Linked DNA regions of Homo sapiens: region 2 is linked to region 1. The links are chromatin loops, found by intact Hi-C in ENCODE. Cell type or tissue: B cell. All regions are shown on one strand.

The links. Hi-C counts contacts between places; a loop is a spot of excess contacts. Peaks named below come from ENCODE experiments on the same cell type or tissue, not always from the same donor. Only the 100,000 strongest peaks of a DNase experiment are listed, where the experiment ranks them.
Region 2: it touches region 1 in a loop (13-fold over the local background); 3 of 110 quality-filtered maps call a loop at or near these places.

Annotation. Positions count from the first base shown.
Region 1 is chr6:73,514,755-73,517,254 of GRCh38, forward strand. EEF1A1 (eukaryotic translation elongation factor 1 alpha 1) reads right to left here. Exons shown (of 8, transcript NM_001402.6): 8 at 996-2,500. Among named protein-coding and RNA genes, the nearest start is that of EEF1A1, 5.0 kb to the right of the region's middle. RefSeq lists a silencer at 572-866. In B cell, a CTCF peak has its summit at 1,043 (motif pointing right); DNase peaks (open chromatin) are centred at 1,057 and 2,217; H3K27ac peaks cover 1,991 bases.
Region 2 is chr6:73,674,330-73,676,829 of GRCh38, forward strand. No RefSeq gene overlaps it. Among named protein-coding and RNA genes, the nearest start is that of CD109-AS1, 21 kb to the right of the region's middle. RefSeq lists an enhancer at 1,137-1,431 and a silencer at 1,137-1,431. In B cell, CTCF peaks have their summits at 1,364 (motif pointing right) and 1,565; a DNase peak (open chromatin) is centred at 1,342.

The DNA.
Region 1 (2,500 bases):
TGCAGTGGTGTGATCTTGGCTCAGCCTCGTAACTATAGGCACCTGCCACCACACCCAGCTAATTTTGTATTTTCAGTAGAGATGGGGTTTCAGCATATTAGCAAGGCTGGTCTGAACTCCTGACCTTGTGATCTCCCCACCTCAGCCTCCCAAAATGGTGGAATTACAGGCGTGAGCCATGACCTGGCCTGCTTCATTTTCTAATATCCCTTGCTTAGAATTATTGCAACATTAACGTTTATCTTCATTGTCATTGTCTCCCATAGAACCCACAAAACTAAACCTTGAGATCCATGGGCCTGCTAAAAACAGTCCCAAAGTAAATGACAAAAATGTTTAATTGCCAATAATTAGGTAAGAGAAAAAGGACAGTTAAATATCAGGGTAGTTCTAGCTGAATGAAATCTTTTAGAATTACACTAAAAAGTAAATGGTAAGTTACTAAGTTTGGAACTTCATCTCAAAAGAAAAAAAACCATGAAGATAACACAATGCTAAAATGTGGCCTGTCAGTGTAAACTGTCAACATTCTCCACTATAAAGAACTGAAACTGGGTTGAGGTTAGTAGGTCTGAACAAATCGTGTCCCACTAAGAGCACATGGGTTCTTCCTTGAGTCACTGCCGAGGCCCTGGCACATCTGAGATTTAAAAGATAAATATCAGATTAACTGGGAAAGATACAGTACAGGCAGATCACTTGAGCCCAGGAGTTGACCAGCCTTGGCAACATGGCAAAATACAAAAATTAGCCAGGCGTGGTGGCAAAAACCTGTGGTCCCTGCTATTCAGGGAAGATCACTTAAGCCCAGAAGTCAGGACTGCAGTTAGCCGTTAACTTCCACTCCAACCAGGGCAGGAGTAAAACCCTGTCTAAACAAAAAAAGCCAAGCACTACCTTGAAATCAACTGAAGTTAGCTCTCACTTTTGAAATCCACTCCAAAATTTGTAACCAATTCCAACATAGTAACTGTTAAAAGAAATGCCACTTCATCTTAAAGCTTAAAATTCATTTATTGTAGTGAGCAAGTTTGTAATGAATACCAGCAGGTGGTGCTCAAGCCACAGTTGTCTAAGACACTGGGTTTCACAGGAAGTTAATCTCAATCTCAGTATATGCAAGTAAACTGACTCATTCCTGCTTCCAGTGGGAACAATTTTTCAGTTAAATCTTGCTTCCTTGCATGTCAAGAATTCTCTACTGGTAAATCTTACAGGTGTCAACTTTCATTATCAGGGCATCTATTGGCCATCTATTAAAGGCCTTACCTGTTTTTTCTGTCATCCAGCAAATCTTAGACTATTTACTTGTGTAAACATTAGATAGCAAAGAAACTAAGGACAAAAATCTCTAGTTCAATTTAGACTTGATACCTCAGAGCACTGGCTGATGGGAAGGCATTTTATCTAATTCAGACTCAGATGAGGGAAAACGATAACACTTCATTACAGACTTGTCTATGGCCAATTCAAGTACCTTTGAATCTTGAGCAATACACATTGCCAGTCACTTTAAGAGGCCTTATCTCTTGGGCTGCTTTAACTCCTGCTTAGCATGTCCTTAAGAACACATGTCCTGGCCAGGCATGGTGGCTCATGCCTGTAATTCCAGCACTTTAGGAGGCCGAGGCGATCACCTAAGGTCAGGAGTTTGAGACCAGCCTGACCAACATGGAAAAACCTCATCTCTATTAAAAACACCAAATTAGCACATGCCTGTAATCCCAGCTACTTGGGAGGCTGAAGTAGGAGAATTGCTTGAACCCAGGAGGAGGAGATTGCAGTGAGATTTTGCCATTGCATTCTAGCCTGGGCAACAAGAACTCCATCTTAAAAAAAATTTTTAAAAACCATCACACAAACAGAAAGCATGTCCTTTAATTTTACCTATCCTTCAAACTTAAGCAAAAATTTTCCTTTTATAACCAAAAAAAAACCTTTAGACACTTTTACATATGGGAGGTCAGGCACAGTGGCTCATGCCTGTAATCCCAGCAGGAAGATCGCGAAAAGCATTTTTCAAATGCACAAATGCTTAAAGATTCAGGAGTAAGTGGGCTATTACACCTGTTAAGCCTATTACCATGTAGTTTCATTCCTAGTGACCAAGTAGACAAACTGCTAATTATCAAAGCATAAAAGGTATTAGACTCTGCAGGAGAAAAGCAATGTAGATTAGTCTAATTTTATAGCTACTTCAAATTGCCATCTTTTTCTATTAGAACCTTGTTCCTATTCTGAATAGCACTCAATAGAACTTGTGAAACCATCAAACTGGCATAAAGCTTACTCCACTGACTTCAAAATGGACCCTTCCACTCATAGGGTGTACACTAGCCACTACACTTATTTCTTATGTCATGGCAAATAGTCAACTTTCACTGCCCAGTCATTTTAACCCACGTTTCAACATGCACATCCCAGTAATTTGGAAACATTTTGTTTCCAAAGATTCACTTAACATTGGTTTAGCAACATGAAGCTTTCTATGCAACACAAG
Region 2 (2,500 bases), 160 kb after region 1:
TCATCTCTACTCAAAATACAAATAAATTAGACAGGTGTGGTGGCGCACACCTGTAATCCCAGCTAGTAGGGAGGCTGAGGCAGGAGAATAGCTTGAACCTGGGAGGCAGAGGTTGCAGTGATCTGAGATTGTGCCACTGCACTCCAGCCTGGGCAACAGAGCAAGACTCCATCTGAAAAAAAAATTACTTAAAAAAAAATTTTTTTTTTTTTTACAGTTAGGAGCATCTTTTCATAGTTTTATCAATAACTGTATTACCATTGTCACACTGTGCTAAGGTCTGAATGTTTATGTCCTTCCACCCACTACCCCAAATTCGTATGTTGAAACCTAATCACCAATGTGATGGTATTAGGAGGTGGAGGCTTTGGGAGGTGATTAGGTCATGAGGGCAGAGGCCTCATGAATGAGATTAGTGCCCTCATAAAAGAGGCCCCAAGAGAACTGCCTTGCCCCTTCTATCATGTGAAGACACAGCAAGAAAGTATTATCTATGAACTAGGAAAAGGGTCCTTACCAGACACTGAACCCACCAGCTCCTTGATCTTCCAGCCTCCAGAACTGTAAGAAATAAATTTCTGTGTTTATGTCTATTTTGTTACAGCAGCCTGAATGGACTAAGAAACATTGTTACAGACATATCTTTTTTTTTTTTTTTTTGAAATGGAGTCTCACTCTGTCACCCAGGCTAGAGTGCGGTGGTGTGATCTTGGCTCACTACAACCTCGATCTCCTGGGCTCAAGCAATTCTCCTCTCTCAGCCTCCCAAGTAGCTGGGATTACAAGTGTGCATCACCTTGCCCAGCTAATTTTTGTATTTTTTATAGAGACAGGGTTTCACCATGTTGGCCAGGTTGGTCTCATACTCCTGACCTCAAATGATCTGTCTGCCTCAGTGTCCCAAAATGCAGGGATTACAGGCTACAGGGGTGAGCCACAGAGCCTGGCCAGAAATATCATATATATATATATATATATATATATAAAATATGTGTATATATATAATATGTATATATATATACACACACACACACAATTTATATATATATATATATCAAATTTTTAAATTTTAAATATATAAAGATGGGGTCTCGCTATATTGATCAGGCTGGTTTTGAGTTCCTGGCCTCAAGCGATCCTCCTATCTCGGCTTGCCAAAGTGTTGGGATTACAGGTGCAAGCCACTGCTGCTGGCTTGTAACAGAAATATCTGTTCTCTTTCCCTTGATTTTACCCAGTAATCATTAACTCTGAGACACGAGAGAAGGATGAGGCTATATGGGGTTCCTGTGTTATCTCCAATAATATGTTGCATCAACTTCCTTGACCACTAGGTGGCAGGCTGGTGCAGAATGGCAGCTGCTAGGGAAACTGGACAGTGTTCTGACTGACTTCTATGGACACCAGCATGATGATGACCAGCTGCAGCAGGCTTTTCCTGTATTCAGAATGTAAAATGTAGATGAACTCAAGTGTCTGTCACCTTATGGACCTTCAGCCCCAATGACTATTCTTCATTTCTGCTTTAGACCTTCATACACAAAAAACTAAGTGTCTTATTGAGGAAAATTATTATCTTACTGTTATTCCAGGTGTCCTTAGAGAGACATCTGGAATGTACAGGGGTCACAGTCTAAAATTTTGAGTCACTTCTGAAAACCCATATAAACATGTAACGAAGATTAAAAAACAAAACAAAACAAACAAAACACCATAGAACCCAGAAGTGGTGATGGGAATTGTAAAGAAAGTATTAACTACGGTCCCTGGAGAGACACTGCAGCCCAATAGAATTATCTCCACTTTTCACTGTTTATGAGAAGTCAAAGGTTTCAGGCTGAATTGGCTTTCAGGGATCCTTCCCTGGTAAGGATCCAGATCTTTTATCTTTTACTTTACTCTTTTCTCCTTTGTAATGTTATTACTTCCAGTATTGGGAGGGGAAGGCCAGTATCTTAACCAAAATAAAGAAACTTTTGCTCTCAAGCTTTTTATATTGAACAAATTCTATTTTGGAGACTGACAAATTGATCTGCCATAAATGACCTCCATGGGAGTGACGTTGTTGTCTGGTTGAGCTACTGCCTCTGGTTCTTGAATCTTCCCAGACTCTCTCCTTCCCTCTCTCCTTCCACCCCAGCTCTTGTCTTTCATGGCCTGACTTCTGGTTCCAGTGCTAGCCTGTCCCCCTGAGGTGAGCTATTTTATATCCTTGCTCAGTATTCCAAGGTTGCCTTGTTAGTCCTGTTGCTGTGTTATTGATGAGGCTCTACGGCTGGCACCTGAACTTCTTACTTATACTACACTTCTATTTTGAGACTCTTAGTGCTATTCACACTCAAGGCAATTCACTTTTACTTTTTTTTCATTTCCCTGTGGTTTCTTTATGGAAACAAATTAATAGAAAATTCAAGAGGACCATGTGTGGTGGCTCATGCCTGTAATCCTAGCGCTTTGAGAAGCCGAGGCAGGCAGATTGCTTGAGCTCAGGAGTTTGAGA